2 separate regions of the Homo sapiens genome follow, and region 2 is linked to region 1. Evidence: read pairs that join two places in POLR2A ChIA-PET (ENCODE). Cell type or tissue: K562. All regions are shown on one strand. Links, peaks and the distances in the headings refer to the core of each region. The heading gives the core; the rest is flanking DNA.

Region 1 (11,122 bases), core at 1,788-9,787:
TTTTTTTTTTTTTTTTTTTGAGACGGAGTCTCGCTCGGTTGTCCAGGCTGGAGTGCAGTGGCACAATGTCGGCTCATTGAAACCTCCGCCTCCTGGGTTCCAGTGATTCTCCTGCCTCAGCCTCCCAAGTAGCTGGGACTACAGGTGCCCACCACCATGACCGGCTGATTTTTGTATTTTCGGTAGACACGGTGTTGTACTATTTGGCCAGGCTGGTGTTGAACTCCTGAACTCGTGATCTGCCCGCCTCGGCCTCCCGAAGTGCTGAGATTACAGGCATAAGCCACCTCGCCTGACCTAATTATTTTAATATGAGCCCCCTGTAAGGTCAAAAATGACTTTTAGGGAGTGGGAGATGCGGGTAGTTTTCAGGGAGTAACTCTTGTATATTGTACATTTTCACATAGGACAAAAAGGTCTCTGACCTGTTCTAGCTCTCTAACCCATTCTCTCAAGGCACATGCCACCACGCCTGGCTAACTCTGGCATTTTTTTGTAGAGACGGGGTTTCCCCATGTTGCCCAGGCTGGTCTTGAACTCCCGGGCTCAAGCAATCCTCCTGCCTCAGCCTCCCAAAGTGTTGAGATTACAGGCGTGAGCCACCACATGCCTGGCCAAGGCCACTATTTTAAATAGAATTTTTTTTTTTGAGACAGAGTTTCGCTCTGTCACCCAAGTAGAATAAAGTGCAATGGTGTGATCTCAGCACACTGCAACCTTCACCAACTGGGTTCAAGCCATTCTCCTGCCTCAGTCTCCCGAGTAGTTGGGATTAGAGGACAGCACCACCATGCCCAGCTAATTTTTGTATTTTTAGAAGAGGCAGCGTTTCACCATGTTGGCCAGGCTAGTCTTCAACTCCCGACCTCAGGTGATCCACCCACCTCAGCCTCCCAAATTGCTGGAATTACAGCTGTAAGCCACTGCACACGGTCCAGGAATTTATTCTTTATTGAGAATTGCATTCCTGTGTCAAATGAAACATCTCAGGTACCCCCCAAATATATACACCTATTATGTAGCCACAACAAATTTTTTAAATAGGCTGGGCGCAGTGGCTCACGCCTGTAATCTCAACACTCTGGGAGGCTAAGGCGGGTGGATCACCTGCGGTCAGGAGTTTAAGACCAGCCTGGCCAACATGACAAAACCCCGTCTCTACTAAAAATACAAAAATCAGCCAGGCGTAGCGATGTGCACCTGTAATCCCAGCTACTCAGGAGGCTGAGGCAGGAAAATCGCTTGAAACCAGGAGGCAGAGGTTGCAGTGGGCCGAGATCACACCACTGCACTACAGCCTGGGCAACAAGAGTGAGACTCTGTTTCAAAAAAAAAAAAAATTTTTTTTTTAAATAAATAAACAGAATTTACTTGAGGCCAGGTGCAGTGGCTCACGCCTATAATCACAACACTTTGGGAGGCCAAGGCAGGTGGATCACCTGAGGTCAGGAGTTTGAGACCAGCCTGACCAAAATGGTGAAACCTCATCTCTACTAAAAATATAAAAATTAGCTGGGCGTGGTGGCGGGTGCCTGTAATCACAGCTACTTGGGAGGCTGAGGCATGAGAAGAGAAGGAGGTTGCAGTGAGCCGAGATCATGCCACTGTACTACAGCCTGGGCGACAAGAGCAAAACTATATCTCCAAAAAAAAAAAAAAAAATTAGCCAGGCATGGTGGCAGGCACCTGTAATCCCAGCTACTCAGGAGGCTGAGGTAGGAGAATCGCTTGAACCCAGGAGGTGGAGGTTACAGTGAGCTAAGATCATGCCACGGCACTCCAGCCGAGGCAACAACAGTGACACTCCGTCTCAAAAAAAAAAAAGGAAGAATTTACTGTAAAACGTATTGACATCTTGTAATGCAAGCGGAGGGACCCTTTCCCTTGGGTTTTATATTTTTCACTGGCTCCCTCATCCCATGCTCAGTGCCTTCCCGGTCTTCACTCAAGAACCAGAATGGCATCAAACCCCTCTACTAACCTCTGGTCATACTAGCGATGGGTGATTAGGGATTAAAAAACAATTAAAATTGAGTGAGTTTAAATCATGTATTCTTACCAGGCACAGTGTAATCACACCTGTAAACCCAGCACTTTGGGAGAGTGAGGTGGGTGGATCACCTGAGGTCAAGAGTTCAAGATGAGCCTGGCCAACATGGCGAAACCACATCTCTACTAAAAATACAAAAATCAGCTGGGTGTGGTGGCGGGCACTTCTAATCTCAGCTACTTGGGAGGCTGAGGCAGGAGAATTGCTTAAACCCAGGAGGCGGAGGTTGCAATGAGCCAAGATTGCGCCACTGCATTCCAGCTTGGGCAACAGAGGGAGACTCTGTCTCAAAAAAACAGAAAAAAGAATCTTAAAAGGCTCCACTGGGGGCAACAACGAAAAAAAGCTGAAAAATGCTACTCTAAATGAATTTACTGGCCAGGCATAGTGGCTCACACCTGAAATCCCAATACCAGTGAGAGGCCAAGGTGGCAGGATCACTTGAGGGCAGAAGTTTGAGACCAGCCTGGGCAACATAGTAAAACCCTGTCTCAAAAAAAAAAAAAAAAAAAAAAAAAAAGGCCGGGTGTGGTGGCACACACCTATACCCGCAGCTACTCAGGAATCCGAGGCAGGGCTATCACTGAGCCGAAGAGGTCAAGGTTACAGCAAGCCATCATCACGCCACTGCCCTCCAGCCTGGGTGACAGAACAAGAACCTGTCTCAAAAATAAATAGGACAGGCGCGGTGGCTCACAGCTGTAATCCCAGCACTTTGGGAGGCCGAGGCAGGCGGATCACAAGGTCAGGAGATCGAGACCAGCCTGGCCAACATGGTAAAACCCCATCTCTACCAAAAATACAAAAATGAGCTGGGCATGGTGGCGCATGCCTGTCATCCCAGCTACTTGGGAGGCTAAGGCAGGAGAATCACTTGAACCAGGGAGTCGGAGGTTGCAATGAGCCAAGATGGTGCCACTGCACTCTAGCCTGGTGACAGAGCAAGACTCTGTCTCAAAATAAATAAATAAATAAAAATTAAAATAAATTAAATAAATAATTAGCCAGACATGGTCGTGTGCATCTGTAGTACTAGCTATTTAGGAGACTGTGGAAGAAGGATCACCTGAGCCCAGCAATTCACTTACAGTCAGCTATAATCATGCTGCTGCACTCCAGCCTGGGCAACAGAGTGAAACTCTGTATCAAAAAGAAAAAGAAGCTAGGCACGGTGGCTCAACCTGTAATCCCAGCACTTTGGGAGGCTGAGGCGGGCGGATCACCTGACGTTGAGAGTTCGAGACCAGCCTGATCAACATGGAGAAACACCATCTCTACTAAAAATACAAAATCAGCCGGGCATGGCGGCTCATGCCTGTATTCCCAGCTCCTCAGGAGGCTGAGGCAGAATTGCTTGAACCTGGGAGGAGTAGGTTGCAGTGAGCCAAGATCGCACTACTGCTCTCCAGCCTGAGCAACAAGAGTGAAACTCCGTCTCAAAAAAAAAAAAAGAATTTACTAATGTAGATAAAATAACACAACTACTGAGTACTAAAAAAATGCAAATTGAGATCAGAAAGAAATGCCATTTTACAACCACTAAACTGCAAAAATTAAACAGTCTGATAATACAAAGTGTTGGTGAGCGTGCAGACACTGCTATGGGACTTTACCAAATAGAAACAAGAAGACAACATTACAAAATTGTCTTGCGAGGATAAATACGGGTATCTCCTATAAACCAGCAATCCCTCTCCTAGGAATATACCCAAAATAAATCCTTATCCACGTGACAAGGAAGTTATGCAAAAATATTCATATTGTCTGCAGTAGCAAAACTAGAATCAATCTAAATGTCTATGAATAAAGCAAAGATCGTTTGAGAATTATTCAAGCAGCAATGAAAACTATATGCAACAACCTGGGCAAACAGAAACATGATACTGAACCAAAAAAATCTAATTTTAAAGACTCTACACTATGAAACCATTCAAAACTAAGCAAAAATAAACACTGTTCAAGGACTCATAAAAATGTAATTAAAATTTTTAAAAGCAACAAAATGAGATAACACATATTATCATTTAGGACACTGACAGGACGCTGGACACAACATATAAACAGTACTGGCTGTATTCTAGCTCTGAGCTTGAGTGGCAGGATAACAAGCAACTACCTTATTATTTTGCTTCATAACTTACGTATGTTACATTTTTCTTGTTAGTTCAATATTGGGTTCTTCGCAGTAGGAATAAATCAACATTAAATAAAACTTACATCTAATTCAAAAAACAGGTCTCTTTCTTTACTTGCAATCTCATAATCTGCTCGGAGGGCCAAGTCGTGGATTTTGGTACATTCTCCTAAATCCATGCGCTGTGGGAAAGAAACAGAAAATGCAGACCTCAGTGCCTACCTACTGTAGAAAGCACACAACGCGACTTGGTGTTTCAACTGTCACCAACAGAAATGATCACTTTTGGAACACTGACACTGCAATAAGAAAATTAAGAAAGGAGATATGGCTGAGAAGCCTCATTTCACTTTTACCATCGTGACTACGTGATACTTGAAACTGATGCATTTAATAGTGTAAAGTTTCTATTTTAGACCCAGAGATAATTGGACTGTAATCATCACAACTACATTAATTGGCTTTTGCCAGTTTTTAAGGAGTCTCACCTGTCACCCAGGCTGGAGTACAGTGGCGCGACCTCAGCTTACTGTAACCTCTGCCTCCGGGGTTCAGGCAATTCTCCTGCCTCATTCTCCCAAGTAGCTGGGATTACAGGCACGTGATACCACACCCAGCTAATTTTTTTTTTTTTTTTTTTTTTTTTTTTTTGTATTTTCAGTAGGGACAGGGTTTCGCCACGTTGGCCAGGCTGGTCTTGAACCTCTGACCTCAAGTGATACACCCACCTTGGCCTCCCAAAGAGCTGGCATTACAGGTGTGAGCCACGGTGCCTGGCCCAGTTTTATTTATGCATCAGTCCAAGGATTCAGTAAATGGCAGCATGTGGGGTGGCAGGGATAGGAAACGGCCAGGGCTGGGCGTGGTGGCTCACGCCTGTAATCCCAGCACTTTGGGAGGGTGAGGCAGGCGGATCACTTGAGGTCAGGAGTTCAAGGCCAGCCTGCCCAACATGATAAAACCCAGTCTCCACTAAAACTACAAAAATTAGCCAGGTGTGGTGGCAGGGCACCTGTAATCCCAGCTACCTGGGGAGCTGAGACACAAGAATCGCTTGAACCCAGGAGGTGGAGTTTGCAGTGAGCCAAGACTGTGCCACTGCACTCCAGCCTGGGTGATAAAGTGAGACTCTGTCTCAGAAAAGGGGAAAAAAAAAAGGAAAGGGCCAGAAAACAGTCTCACTGCAACAAATTTCTAGGCATTGTCTTGCAATCTTGACTACTTGAGATGCTCGATGCTTAAGATGCAGAGACAGAGGAAGAGGAAAGAGCGGACAGAAGTTAGATTTTGGCAATTACATCACAACCTAACACTTGGCTTTGTGTAGCTGATTGTGTATCAAAGGGAATAAAGGAGAACAGGCTGGTTCGTAGCCAAATACATGCTCTACACATTTTCTTAGCCTGGGAAATGACCCTGGACATCTAAGTGAGGACAGATAATTGTCCCACTCAGTTCCTCCATTTGACAAGCAAAACGTTCCATTACTAAAACAAAATGATTTATGTTGTCAGTAAGAACAGCATGATGTGCTATTATGTGTACCATATGCAGTACAATTAGAAAACAGTGTATGATTTTAATCTAAATCCTAAGTATAGGACTCTATGCAGACACCTTCTGCCTCTCGCCATCTACACAGCAACAGGGAGGTTTGTGTGCTGAGGATCATCGTGTCAAGTTATAGAGTGCATGTTAACAAAACCCAACATCCCAACTAGGAGACACCCCCAGTAGGACAAAAGAACATGTCTACATAACCAGAAAAAAAAAAAAAAAAAGACGTTAGTACCAGTTGCAGTGGCACATGTCTGTAATCCCAACACCTTTGGGAGGGCAAGATGGGAGGATCACTTGAGCCCAGGAGTTTGAGACCAGCCTGGGCAACATAGCAAGACCCTGTCTCTATGAAAAAATTAACAATTAGCTGGGTGTGGTGGTATGTGCCTGTAGTCCCAGCCACTTGGGAGGCTGAGGGGAAGAGATCGCTTGAGCCTAGGAGGTCAAGGCTTCAAGTGAGCTGTGACTGAGCCACTGCACTCCAGTCTGAGCAACAGAGACCCCTGTCTTTTTAATTTTTTTTTTTTTTTGAGATGGAGTTTCGCTCTTGTTGCCCAGACTGTAGTGCAATCTCGGCTCACCGCAACCTCCGCCTCCCAGGTTCAAGCGATTCTCCTGCCTCAGCCTCCCAAGGAGCTGGAATTACAGACATGTGCCACCACGCCCAGCTAATTTTGTATTTTCAGTAGAGATGGGGTTTCTCCATGTTGGTCAGGCTGGTCTCGAACTGCTGACCTCAGGTGATCCACCCACCTTGGCCTCTCAAAGTGCTGGGATTACGAGCGTGAGCCACCTCGCCCAGCTTTTTAAAGAGACCCCGTCTTTTAAAAAAAAAAAAAAAAAAAGAAAGGAAGGCTTTAAACCTTTAATCCATCTTGAGGGGGAAAAAAATAGAGAGGCTTGCATGTCTGACTCTTGGGATGCAGTCTCATAGAAAGCATGTAGCATGCTAGGCTGGGCACGGTGGCTCACTCCTGTAATCCCAGCACTTTGGGAGGCCGAGGCGGGCGGATCACGAGGTCAGGAGATCAAGACCATCCTGGCCAACACAGTGAAACCCCTTCTCTACTAAAAATACAAAAAAAATTAGCTGGGCGCCTGTAGTCCCAGCTACTCAGGAGGCTGAGGAAGGAGAATGGCATGAACCAGAGAGGCAGAGCTTGCAGTGAGTCAAGATCGCACCACTGCACTCCAGCCTGAGCGACAGAGCGAGACTCCGTCTCAAAAAAATAAAATAAAATAAAATAATAGATAAAAAAAGAAAGCACGTGGCATACTCACTAACAAAACATCCTTCAGTATCACCAATAATAAAGCTAACATGGAGGCGGCAGACAACGGGTCTGCCTTGTATGGTGATGTTTATTTTGACGAAAGATTGACTTTTCTCCTTTATCATTCTTACTCTGAAGTCAGATGGGACTCACGTTATGGTCGGTTACATAGAAGACTTAGAGATAGGACAATAGTGGTTCTAGAAGCCAAATTTGCACTTAAAATCACTGTCACTGAAAATCTGACAACTTTTACCTCATTCACTCTGTTTTTTCTTTTTTTTTTTTGAGGCGGAGTCTCACTCTGTCGCCCAGGCTGGAGTGCAGTGGCACGATCTCAGCTCACTGCAACCTCTGCCTCCCAGATTCAAGTAATCCTCCTGCCTCAGCCTCCCGAATAGCTGGGACTACAGGGGCACGCCACCACGCCCGGCTAATATTTTTGTATTTTTAGTAGAGACAGGTTTTCATCATGTTGGCCAGGCTGGTCTCAAACTCCTGACCTCAAGTGATCCACCCGCCTCCTCCTCCTCCTCCCGAAGTGCTGGGATTACAGGTATGAGCCACCGCACCTGGCCTCATTCACTCTTCTAAGTTGTGGGTGTTGTCCTTTAAAATATATAGTTTCCACAAACTAAGCATTGTAGCTGAAAAATGAATGGCAGCTATCAGAAAAAATGCTTTAAACTAATCAAGGCTTTGTTGTTCAAAGAAAAAGCTACTACCAAAGGAAGCAGACCCTAAAACCTGAAGTACAACAAAGTATGAAGTACAAATTGATTTCCATTATAAAAAACTCAACTGTCAAGAAAGATATGACATTAGAAAACCTCATGAGGCCGAGCGCGGTGGCTCATGCCTATAATCCCAGCACTTTGGGAGGCCGAGGAGGGCGGATCACCTTAGGTCAGAAGTTCGTGACCAGCCTGGCCAACGTGGTGAAACCCCGTCTCTACTAAAAATACAAAAATTAGCCGGGTGTGGTAGCGCACGTTTGTAATCCCAGCTACTCGGGAGGCTGAGGCAGGAGAATTGCTTGAGCCCGGGAGGCGGAGCTTGCAGTGAGCTGAGATGGAGCCATTACATTCCAGCCTGGGCAACAAGAGCGAAACTCAGTCTCAAAATAAAAAAAAAAGAAAACCTCATGAGGCCAGGCGCGGTGGCTCATGCCTGTAATCCCAGCACTTTGGGAGGCAGAGGTGGGTGGATCACCTGAAGTCAGGAGTTTGAGACCAGCCTGGCCAACATGATGAAACCCCATCTCTACTAAAAATACAAAAAAAATTAGCCAGGTGTGGTGGCGGGCGCCTATAATCCCAGCTACTCAGGAGGCTGAGGCAGGAGAGTTGCTTGAACCCAGGAGACAGAGGTTGCAGTGAGCAGAGATAGCACCATGCACTCCAGCCTAGGCAACAGAGTGAGACTCCGTCTGAAAAAAAAAAACCTCACATGAAGCAAAATTCAGCACTTACTTTTCAATGTGAGAGCTCCCAAAAGAGTCCCTGCTTAAGCACACTGAGGATAGGCTTGGGTTCTATGATTACCCTCTTTGGATGTAGCTTTTCAGCTTTGCCAAGGAGGCAGGGAAAAATACTACTGGCCATTCCCCTGGATGCCCAACATCAAGCAGAGCTGAAATATCACATTCATTAAGTCCTTCCACAATATTCCACATGGCTGCTAAATCCAGTGTGTCAGGCGTTTTTTACTCCACAACCTGTGTTCTCTTCTGTACCTTCTACTGGTCTAACACTACTGACCAGGAAGGGCACCAAAGTTTCCGGAACCTTCAGAAAACACAGTTCTGGCCGGGCGCAGTGTCTCATGCCTGTAATCTCAGCACTTTGGGAGGCCAAGGTGGGTGGATCACGAGGTCAGGAGCTCCAGACTAGCCTGGTCAACATGGTGAAACCCCGTCTCTACTGAAAATACAAAAGTTAGCCGGGCGAGGTGGTGCATGCCTGTAATCCCAGCTACTCGGGAGGCTGAGGCAAGAGAATGGCTTGAACCTGGGAGGCAGAGGTTGCGGTGAGCCACGATCACATCACTGCACTCCAGCCTGGGCAACAAGAGCGAAACTCCGTCTCTTTTTTTTTTTTTTTTTGAGACAGAGTTTTGCTCTTGTTGCCCAGGCTGGAGTGCAATGGCTCGATCTCGGCTCACCACAACCTCTGCCTCGCGGGTTCAAGTGACTCTCCTGCCTCAGTCTCCTGAGTAGCTGGGATTACAGGCATGCGCCACCACACCCAGCTAATTTTGTATTTTAATAGAGACAGGGTTTATCTATGTTGATCAGGCTGGTCGCCAACTCCCAACCTCAGGTGATCCACCCGCCTCGGCCTCCCAAAGTACTGGGATTACAGGCGTGAGCCACCGCACCCAGCCTGAAATTCTGTCTCAAAAAAAAAAAGAAAAGAAAAGAAAAGAAAAGAAATACTCTCACTCAGATTATTTTTCTCACCAGTATTCTGCAGCTATGCTACACAGGGTCTGGCCAAGGAAAACATGGTTGAAATCTTCCCGAGAGTGCACATCTATCTGCTCCCTCTGACTTCCTTCACTATGGGTTTATCAAGAATTCCAAGTTGTGCATCCTATGAAAATACCCTACAGTGAAACTTCCTTTGACGAGTTGAAATCATTAATCTGTATTGACCTCGGTACACACAACAATCTGCATCAAACAGTAACGTTTTCCCATCCCAGGCCAAACAGCAGACAACACCCCAAGGAACAGAGGCACAAGGTTTGGCATTCATTTCGCATTTGCTGTCAGAAAACTCAGCTTGAGAAGTTTTAATACATCTGAGCGGTTTTCCAGAAGGTGCTCCTCCCTAATATAAGCAATGATTCATCATGAAGAAAACTTCCTTTAACATATGCACATTTCATCCTTAAAATGAGAGGATAGTTTTTAACCTCCGTGAGGTAGCTGTGAAACCTTAAAATGGGGGTGGTCTCTACAGGACTCCTTTTCTCTCAGTGGCGTAATCACCACAGATAACCTTCCACTATTCAGTCTTTTCAAATTCTTACTTCGAATAAATGCACATTATACAAAGCTAGCGTTTATCTGTTTTGTTCATCTGAAGTGAACTTAAAATTGTAGGGTTCTATATTCATTAGATAGCATGTTGATTTCTTGAAGGGGTGGCACAACACAAAACTACAAAATCAATGTATCCTCAACTGATTTTTAAAAACCAAAAAATTGCGGGAAGAAAATGTACCTTGCTAGATCAAAAGTTTTCCACACAACCAACTTGAGGTCAAACAAACCCACGCAGAATCTTCAAAGAACTTCAGGCTGACCTAAAGCATATTTTTTGCTACAGCCAAATTAGAATACTTGCCCTATTTAGTTGTGAATATCTCAGTATAAATGACTTTACAAAAAATCTGGTAACTTTACAGACAGAATTTTACAACAGTGAAATTTGTTCCATAATATAAAATCCTACCAAATGAATAGAATCTATCATTTTAAGGGCATCAGGGATTTCTGCCTGTTGAAGAGTGGAGGATTGAGAAAGGAGCAGTGGCTCATGCCTGTAGTACCAGCTGCTCAAGAGGCTGAGGTGGTAGGATTGCTGGAGCCCAGGAGTTCAAGGCTGCAGTGAGCTGTGATCACACCACTGCACTTCAGCCTGGGCAACACAGAGTGACACTCCATCGCATGCATGCATGCAAACATACATACGAGTGGAGGAACACCTGCCATAATTAAGCCACTTAGAGAAAAAGAGACTTAAGTTAAAACAAAATTCAACATAGAAAAACCGTCACTGCCTATACAGCACTCATGTCAGAGTGTTCCATGAGGTCCCCCAAAATGCACCTACCGTCCCAGCCAGGATGTCATGGGGGCAGCAGTCCAGAAGGTGACTCTTGCAGACACGGTCATCTGTAAACTTGACCCTCTGTCTGGTTTCGTCTCCTGAAATTCATTTGTGGTTTTAAATAAGACAATATTATCACATTAACCACCAAAAAATAACTAGTATAACAATTCACCTGGATGATTTGCAGACTATCATTTCTGTGTTCTCCCCATCAAATGCAATGAAAAGCTGATCTAAAGATATTTACAACTGGAGTGGAATA
Region 2 (9,830 bases), core at 2-8,001, 120 kb before region 1:
CAAGTGTCACATTCTCAGTGAAGCACCCCTGACCCCAGCCCCATTGACACTCCAACCCCTGACCCGCTGCCTAATGCTGTCTCCCCAACCAGAACTCACTCCTGAGGAGGGGGGCTTGTGGGTTTCATTCTCTGCTCTCTACACATTGTAAAACGTGTCAGGCACATAGGCACGGAGCTGCATTTCCTGAATGAAGCCAAGGAACACACCGCCCTCCCTGCATGCACTGTCTTTCCTAGGAAGCCCTGCCCCAAGAACAGGCTCCACAGTGGGGATGCAGCCCACGTCATCCCCTCGGGGAACCACACAAAACAAGGAAGGAGTTGTTTTCACCAGGAGCTTCTAAAACTCCCTGATGGAGAAGCCAGGGCGCCACCCAACTCCACCGCTCACCACAAAGCGCCCTTGCCTTAAGTAAGAGCCAACAGCACTTGTTCTATGACACAGAGGAGATGCAACTGCTCAAGCAAAGCTGTCTGCAGCTGGCCTTCACCGCATCCCCGGAGGCTCCAGGCAACAGGGGGGATCTCCACCTACTCTTGTCAAGGCCTGGCTACTCAAAGTGGCCGGCACCTTCCTTGTGTCCTGCACAGGGAACGCAGCCTGTGAAGCCTCACAATGACACCAGTTCTAAAATAGGAGCAAAACACACACAAGTTCTTCTCCAAACTGCCCATTTCTACAGCACCTCCCCGCATCATGTTTCCTCTGTTCACTGCCCCACTGCCCAGGAGAGCAGCCAACTAGTGCTTTTCCCATCACCCCCTGACCCTATTCTGCTATTCTCAGCTCCCAGTTGGCGGGACAGGCCAACACACCCACATCCGGCTAAGTCCGGGAGACTTGGCCAGACTTCTGGCTGCCCCAGGCCAGAAGGTACAAACGGCCCCTCGGACGTCTCTTAGGACACGTCAATACGGGGTGCTCAGAGAACACCATGGCCCCAAGGTCCCAGAGGAGGGCAGCAGTCTCAGCTTCTTCCAGAACTGCATGCTAACCAAGTATGTCGGGGCAGACAGAGGCTCCCAGAACCTTACCTCTCTTTGGTCAGGGTCTTTGCAGGGTGAAAAACTCGTATCAAACCCTGAGAAATGTCCCAGCCGCTAAGGAATTAAAGATCACACCAGGAGAGATTTGTCCAGGGGATCCAGGTTACTCAACTTGAGTAAGCAATAGTTAGGATCTTGGCATCCGTATGCGACAGGGAAGAAAGGGCAAGCGAGAGGTGGCCCCATGCACTGTGCTGTCACCATCTGGGTCAGAAAGGAGGGCCACTGGAAATAAAAGGTCTATTTTTTTTTTCTTTTTTCTGAGACAAGGTCTCACTGTTGCTCAGGCTGGAGTGCAGTGGCGCCATCTCCGCTCACTGCAGCCTTGATCTCCCAGGCTCAAGACAACCTCCCAAGTAACTGGGACTACAGACGTGCAACATCACGCCTGGGGTGATTTTTTTTTTTTTTTTTTTTTTTTTTTTTGTAGAGACAGGGTCTATGTTGCCTAGGCTGGTCTCAAACTCCTGGGCTCAAGCGATCCTCCCACCTTGGCTTTTCAAAGTGCTAGGATTACAGGCGTGAGCCACCGCACCCACCCAAGGCCTTTCTGTTTCTGTCCTATTTAGGATGCAGCTCAAAGTGGCTGTTGGGACACCACAGAATCAGAATACGGAGGCTCCTATTGTTTCAAATGTAGCTGTCTTTGCTCCATCTAGGAGCACAGTGAGGCCTTATGACATGTGCTGTGGCTCCCAGCACCAGTTTAGGTACTTGGAGTGCAGCAGGGAAGAAAATAACTTGGCTGCTCTGCACGCTGGGGGCTTCACTCAGCGGCATCTAGACAGACACATAATTGGCCGGGCGTGGCGGCTCACGCCTGTAATCCCAAAACCTGGGAGGCCGAGGCAGGCCGATCACTTGAGGTCAGGAGTTCGAGACCAGCCTGGCCAACATGGTGAAACCCTGTCTCTACTAAAAATACAAATATTAGGCCGGGTGCCGTGGCTCACACCTGTAATCCCAGCACTTTGGGAGGCTGAGATGGGCAGATCACCTGAGGTCAGAAGTTTGAGACCAGACTGACCAACAGGGAGAAACCCCGTCTCTATTAAAAGTACAAAATTAGCTGGGCGTGGTGGTGCATGCCTGTAATCCCAGCTACTTGGAAGGCTGAGGCAGGAAAATCACTTGAACCTGGGAGGTAGAGGCGGAGGCGGAGGTTGCACTGAGCTGAGATCGTGCCATTGCACTCCAGCCTGGGCAACAAAAGTGAAACTCCATCTCAAAAAAAAAAAAAAAAATTAGCCAGGTGTGGTGGCAGGTGCCTGTAATCCCAGCTACTTGGTAGGCTGAGGCAGGAGAATCACTTGAACCCAGGAGGCGGAGGTTGCAGTGAGCCGAGATCGCGCCATTGCACTCCAGCCTGGGTGACAGAGCAAGACCCTGTCTCAAAAAAAATTGAAATTAACGTTTAAAAAAAAAGACACCTAATTGTAATCAAATTGTATGGAGCATTAGAAACTGGAGAGAGTTATAGGGAAAGGAACAGGGGCTTGGAACACACCTCATGGAAAGCCAGGAACAAGTTCCAGCTATGGGTATGGAGAAATGAGGGCAGGAGGGTCACATGAAGGTTCTTCTAGTGACTTCCCAGCTTGGTCATCTCTGCTGCCCTCACCGTGTCAGCTGTCCTTGGAGCCGCAGTCATGTGGTCTGGTTTGTACACTGGCATGGGGCCCTCTCCTCTGGCAGAGACACGCCATGTTGGTTCCTCTAACTTCCACGTGGACTTTACTCCATTTTCCCAAGCATCAGCTCACCCACCTGCTGCTTTCTCCCTCAGAGCACTCTGCACTGAGGCTGGTGCTTCTTTATGAACTAACCCAGCTCCCTAGAGCGGTGACAAGTGCTGCCACCAGGAGTGCCCCAAAGGCCATGGCAGACCTGGGCAAATTCCCTGAACATGTCAGAGGGATGACTGCTCTGGAAAGGTGCCGGCCCAACCTCCAGCCTGTAAATCCCCCACAGTAAGAGGGTAAGCCAGGAGCTGCACTGAGGTCTGTTAACAAGGGGAAAGAGAAAGGTTTGTCACTGTTTTTAAGTCTGCAGCTTTAAGACAAGAGCCCTTAGCACAAGCAGGGTTTGGGCCCTGAAAGGTTTCCTGCCGAGCTTGCACTTCTATTTGCAAGGTGTTTAATGGTTTGGTCTGAAAACACTCTGGAGGAAAACACTGTCCTCCTCAAGACTTATCCAGCCCCTCACACAGCTCTGGGCCAGCCAAGAGGGCCCAGCCCAGTCTGTGACAGGAGATAGGTGCCCCAGCCAAAGCCCTGCATCCTGACAATGACTATGCAAAAGGGAATGGCTGGCTTCAAACACACTCTCGCCGTTCATCTCCAAGACAGAAATGTGCACAAGCTTAGTCTAGTCCCCTCAGCTTTTAGCATCTGAGAAAGCATCCATTCCTAACCTTAGAACTAGACAGGACCTGTGAAGCTATCCTGCAAACCTCTGCATCCTCTGGTCCCACGGATGGGCCTGGCTTCCTACCATAAGTAGTGGGATGCTGCATAACCCAAAAGATCTATGTGGGTTCCAAACAGCCTACCTTGAAATTTCAAACGAAAGTTTATATATAGGTGCATTTTTATGGAAATGGGTACTACAACTCAGGATATTCACAGAGGGTCCATGGGACCAACCCTGCTCTCGACAGTTTGCAGTGCAAGGCTCCGCACCAAGTACCACCTACCCAGCCAGACCCTGGACATCACTCCCCACCACAGGTCCTGTTAACTCGGAGAACCATTCAGCAAATCACTTCTTCACACTCCATGGAATCTACACTGCTGTTATTCCCACCCACACATTCCGTCGACCCCTAGCGGATGAGCTGTGCTCCTCCACAGGCTGAGTGTAGGGGCTGTGTTGCAGAAAGTGAAGAGACATCCCTGCCCTCCTGGGAGACACAATTCAATGGTCATATGAATGAGTGACATGCTGTCACTGAGGGCCACTGGGATCCACAGGGAGACACAAGTGCTAGGTATGGCACAAGTGTTGGGGTGGCCTCCTGAGCGATTCACATTCCCAGCCTATATTCACAGATGTTAGGTCCTGCAGGACAGGGCCACCAGGCTATTCAGCCACACCATAACCCTAGCTTTAATTAAAATAGCAACTGGGGACCGGACGTGGTGGCTCACGCCTGTAGTCCTAGCACTTTGGGAGGTCGAGGTTGGCAGATCACGAGGTCAGGAGTTCAAGACCAGGCTGGCCAACATGGTGAAACTCCATCTCTACTAAAAATACAAAAATTAGCCAGGCCTGGTGGCAGGCGCCGTAATCCCAGCTGCTCAGGAGGCTGAGGCAGGAGAATCACTTAAGCCCGGGAGACGGAGGTTGCAGTGAACTGAGATTGTGCCATTGCACTCCAGCCTGGGTGACGAAGCAAGACTCCGTCTCAAACAAACAAATAAATAAATAAATAAATAAAATAGCAACTGGGGGCAGGGCATGGTGGCTCACGCCTATAATCCCAGCACTTTGGGAGGCTAAGGTGGGTAGATTGCTTGAGTCCAGGAATTCAAGATCAGCCAGGGTAACATGGCAAAATCCCATTTCCACAAAAAAATACAAAAACTATTCAGGCGTGGGGGCGGGTGCCTATAGTCCCAGCTACTCGGGAGGCCGAGATGGAAGGATCACCTGAGCCTGGGAGACAGATGTTGCAGTGAGCCAAGATTGCGCTCCAGCCTGGCAATAGAGTGAGACCCTGCCTTAAATTAAAAAAAAAAAAAAAAAAAAAAAAAAAAAGAACCAGGAACAATTCCTTTGAAAAATCCCACCCCAATCTCCAACCTCATTAATCTCACAGCTTCTGGTCTTTCAGTTCTGTTCTGAGATTCCCCCAGATCTGGCAGTCAGTCACCATCAGGAGAAAGGCGCTCTGTCCTAGGTCACCTGATCAGTAATGGAAACTCAGTCTCCTCCTCTCAGTGCAGAAGAGTGAGCAGCAGCAGACCAGACCCTTGAGGCCAACCATGGACCTGATGGGATGAGGACAGACGAGAGGCCACAGCCCAGAGGGGCTCCTGGGTGGCTGCAGAGCCATGCCAGTGCCAGACAAGGATGGGTACAGGGAGGGTACTACTGCCTGGACTCCTGCCAGAGAAACATAGCTGCCAGCATCCCTGGGGCAAGCTCCAGGACCCAAGACTGTTAGGGTGGGAGTTTGGATGGAGGAAATGTGATCCTGGGCACTAACAAACAGAATGCGTAGGTCAGGAAAGAATGCTACATGCTGAACAACAGCTTAGGAGCCTTTTTCAGCAAAACTCAGATTCCTGTCCTCCTTTAATATCCACTAGGTGGCGCTGGGTTGCCTCAAGTTCTGAGCTCCTCCGCAGCCTGCAGATCACACAACAGGCAGTCCAAGGTTTTGTCTCCTTTCAACTTTCCAGCACGATTCAAACCTAAGAAATCATAGTCCATTCTTCCTTTAGAAATATAAAGTCAACGAGCCGGGCACGGTGCTCACGCCTGTCATCCCAGCATTTTGGGAGGCCGAGCCGGGCGGATCTACAAGGTCAGGAGTTCGAGACCAGCCTGGCCAATATGGTGAAACCCCATCTCTACTAAAAATACAAAAATTAGCCAGGCATGGTGATGTGCACCTGTAGTCCCAGCTACTCGGGAGGCTGAGGCAGAAGAATGCACTCCAGCCTGGGCAACAGAAGGATATTCCATCTCAAAAAAAAAAAAAAAAAAGAAGAAGAAAAAGAAATATAAAGTCAATGGTTTGGTTTTTATTTAAACAAATTTTTAAGAGACAGGGTCTCACCATGTTGCTGGGGCTGGAGTACAGTGGCTACTCAGACACCAGCATAGAGCACTACAAGCTCGAACTCCTGGGCTCAAGTGATCCCCCAACCTTGGCCTCGCCTGTGAGATGGGACTACAGGAGCACACCACCGCACCAGCTTGGTTTTTATTTTAATTCCAAGTTAGCCTGATTTTTGTTTGTAATCTAATCCGAGTTGAGGCATACACTCAGAATAAGGGAACAATGTCCAAGGAAGAGACTGGATACCAGGCAATTCAAAGCCAGAGGGTAGTAATTCTCTCAACACAGAGAAAACATTAGTGTGATAACAATGAATCAAAGACAGGGTCAGACTACATGACCACAAAGGTCCCATTCTGCAACACAGAAGGGGCCAGAAAACAAAGCAATCACCTGGCAAGGGCTGATGTTCTCTCACACCTGGGGAGGCTCAGTCCCCAGGGTCACCAAGAGACAAACAAATGCTAGTTGCAACTTATATCACAAAAGACAAATCACTCTCCCATGTTTAAGGACTTATATCTCCCGATAGAAGAATGAACAAGGGATCTGAGCAGCGAGCTCACAGAAAAGACAGGTGGTTCAAACATGTGAAGAGATGCATCAGTGCATCACAATAAAGCTACACAGAGATCCCATTCCCCACTTGTTATACTGGTTAAGATCCACAATTTCACGAGACTCGATGTTGGCAAAGCTCGGGGGAAGAGGCATCTCGTGTGTTGCTGGTGGGACAGAGGTACAAACCCCTGAGAAGGAAACACAACATTACAAATGCCATTTTCCCTATTAGTAATGCCTTTAGGAATTTATCTTATAGATACAGAGGCGCACATACAAAATAACACAGGTAAATGGTTAGCACTGGAAGGCTGGAACAAACTCAATGGTGGGGGCAGTTGCGGCTCACTAGGCAGCCAAAAAAAGAATTAAAAAGTATTTTTTAAATTTTATTTATTTTTTATTTTACTTTTGTTTTTTAATTTTTATTATTATTTTTGAGATGACATCTAGTTCTGTCACCCAGGCTGGAGTGCAGTGGCGCCATCTCAGCTCACTGCAACCTCTGCCTCCTAGATTTAAGTGATTCTTCTGCCTCAGCCTCCTGAGTAGCTGGGACTACAGGCATGCACCACCACGCCCGGCTAATTTTTTGTATTTTTAGTAGACAGCGGGTTTCACCATGTTAGCCAGGCTGGTCTCGAACTCCTGACCTCGTGCTCCACCCGCCTCAGCCTGGCAAAGTGTTGGGATCACAGGTGTGAGCCACCGCGCCCGGCCTTTTTTTTTTCATTTTTGATACGCGGTCTGGCTCTGTTGCTGGGGCCAGAGTACAATGGTACAACCATGGCTCACCATAATCTTGATTTCCTAGGCTTAAGTGACCCTCCCACCTCAGCCTCCTGAGTAGCTGAGACTACACTTGTGCCACCACACTCAGATATTTTTTAAAAATTTTTTGTAGAAATGCGATCTCACATTGTTGTTCAGGCTGATCTTGCACTTCTGACCTCAAGAAATCCGCCCCTCAGCCTCCCAAAGTGCTGGGATTACAGGCGTGAGTCACCACGCCCGGCCTGCTTGTCCACATTTAATAAAGGTGATGCTCAGCCAATACAATCAGAACAACTGTGAGGTTTTCATGGTATCCTCAAGGCTTGCTGCCCTCACACAGTCAGTGTCGCAAACCCCAACTCTCTCAGACTGAGAGGAGACAGCTGGCCCCAGCCTCACCCACTGAGCCTCAATTTCCTCTTGAGTGACTGGAGTCAGTGACACCCACCTAGTGAAGGTGGCCCAGCACTTGGTGTTGCGTCATGCTCAGTAAAATGGCATTTTGCATCTGTTTGATTTAAAAACACTTTCGGACTCTCATGTATAACTTCGGGCTCGTTTTCTGTTTTAAGAGGAGTCTGGAGGTGGTGGTTCCAGCAGAGTGCATGCTACTCAGCAAAGGGGTTTAAAAAAGCAAAGGTACTCAGGGGTTTGTACCTCTGTCCCACCAGCAACACACGAGATGCCTCTTCCCCCGAGCTTTGCCAACATCGAGTCTCGTGAAATTGTGGATCTTAACCAGTATAACAGGTGGGGAATGGGATCTCTGTGTAGCTTTATTGTGATGCACTGATGCATCTCTTCACATGTTTGAACCACCTGTCTTTTCTGTGAGCTCACTGCTCAGATCCCTTGTTCATTCTTCTATTGGGAAATATAAGTCCTTAAACATAGGAGAGTGATTTGTCTTTTGTGATGTAAGTTCCAGCAGAGTGCACCCTACTCAGCAAACCATTTAAAAAACAGCCACTGGCCGGGCGCGGTGCTCACGCCAGTAATCCCAACACTTTGGGAGGCCGAGGCGGGTGGATCACCTGAAGTCGGGAGACCACCCTGACCAACATGCAGAAACCCCGTCTCTACTAAAAATACACAACTAGCCGGGTGTGGTGGCGCATGCCTGTAATCCCAGCTACTCGGGAGGCTGAGGCAGGAGAATCTCTTAAACCCAGGAGGCAGAGGTTGCTGTGAGCCGAGATCGTGCCGCTGCACTCTAGCCTGGGCAACAAAAGCAAAACTCCATCTCAAAAAAAAGAAATAAATAGAAATAGAAATAAAAAATAAACAAAAAAAAACGGCCACCAAGGTCACTTCTTTCAAGAGCAGCCACATGACCATCCCTTCCCAGTCCTCTCCGGCCCTAACCTCAGGGAACCCTGATGCTCACACCCCAGGAGAACAGTGGTCAGTACCGGGGAGCCCTACCTGTTGACGCTGCTCCTCAGGCCCAGGCAGGCTGGCCCATAAGAAGGAGGTTAATAAGCACACCCACCTGTCTTACCTGTCATAAGCTTCCTTGAGGTCCCTGGCCAGCTTGCACTTGGGCAGGATGTGATGGAATGGGGACTGAGGACCTTCATTTCCTACAAGAATCACAACACAAGATTTACAGCTCCCGGGTTCAAGCGATTCTCCTGCCTCAGCCTTCCAAGTAGCTGGGATTACAGGCGCCCGCCACCATGTCTGGCTAATTTTTTTGTATTTTTGGTAGAGACAGGTATTCACCATGTTGGCCAGGCTGGTCTCGAACTCCTGTCCTCAAGTGATCCATCCACCTTGGCCTCCCAAACTGCTGGGATTATAAGCATGAGCCACCACGCCTGGCCTAGACCTGCTAATTTTAAAATTTTTTGTCTGGGATTACAGGTGTGAGCTACCACATCCAGCCAAAAAGTCTTTTATTCATCCTTTTTCATAAATTTCTAAAAATATATACATAGACTTAAAATAAAATTTCTTTTTACTTCCTGTGATAAAGTCACAGACTCTAAAAAGATAACGTTTAAAAAAACAAAACTTTTGGATTGTTATTATCACAATTATAATTAGTATATAATTGGCCAAAACAGAAACATATTATAAATTTTGACAGGTAACCGGGCGCGGTGGCTCACACCTGTAATCCCAGCACTTTGGGAGGCCGAGGCAGGCGGATCACAAGGTCAGGAGATCAAGACCATCCTGGCTAACACGGTGAAAACCCCGTCCCTACTAAAAATACAAAAAATTAGCCGGGCGTGGTGGCGGGCGCCTGTAGTCCCAGCTACTCGGGAGGCTGAGGCAGAAGAATGGCGTGAACCCAGGAGATGGAGCTTGCAGTGAGCAGAGATCACACCACTGCACTCCAGCCTGGGTGACAGAGGAAAAAACAAAAGAAAAACTTTATATATTTGACAATTACCTGTCAAAATTTATTTTATTTTTATTTATTTATTTTTTTTTTGAGACAGGGTCTCACTCTGTCACCCTTGCTGGAGTGCAGTGGTGCAATCTCAGCTCACCCCAACCTCCACCTCCCAAGGCTCAGGTGATTCTCCCACCTCAGCATCCCGAGTAGCTGGAACTACGGGCACATATGACCATGCCCGGCTAATTTTTGGGTTTTTTTCGGTAGAGGCAGGATTTCACCATGTTGCCCACACTGATCCTGAATTCCC

The links. Peaks named below come from ENCODE experiments on the same cell type or tissue, not always from the same donor. Only the 100,000 strongest peaks of a DNase experiment are listed, where the experiment ranks them.
Region 2: POLR2A ChIA-PET joins it to region 1 with 7 read pairs; 5 of 35 experiments call an interaction of 5 or more read pairs at or near these places.

Annotation. Positions count from the first base shown.
Region 1 is chr16:216,382-227,503 of GRCh38, forward strand. It overlaps LUC7L (LUC7 like), which reads right to left. Exons shown (of 10, transcript NM_201412.3): 2 at 10,861-10,955; 3 at 4,268-4,366. Among named protein-coding and RNA genes, the nearest start is that of LUC7L, 7.5 kb to the right of the region's middle. In K562, for the core only: no CTCF peak of the experiment used is centred there; no DNase peak of the experiment used is centred there.
Region 2 is chr16:101,851-111,680 of GRCh38, forward strand. It overlaps NPRL3 (NPR3 like, GATOR1 complex subunit), which reads right to left. Exons shown (of 14, transcript NM_001077350.3): 7 at 8,675-8,756. Among named protein-coding and RNA genes, the nearest start is that of MPG, 29 kb to the left of the region's middle. RefSeq lists an enhancer at 4,906-9,830. In K562, for the core only: a CTCF peak has its summit at 5,366 (motif pointing right); DNase peaks (open chromatin) are centred at 3,281, 3,878 and 5,391.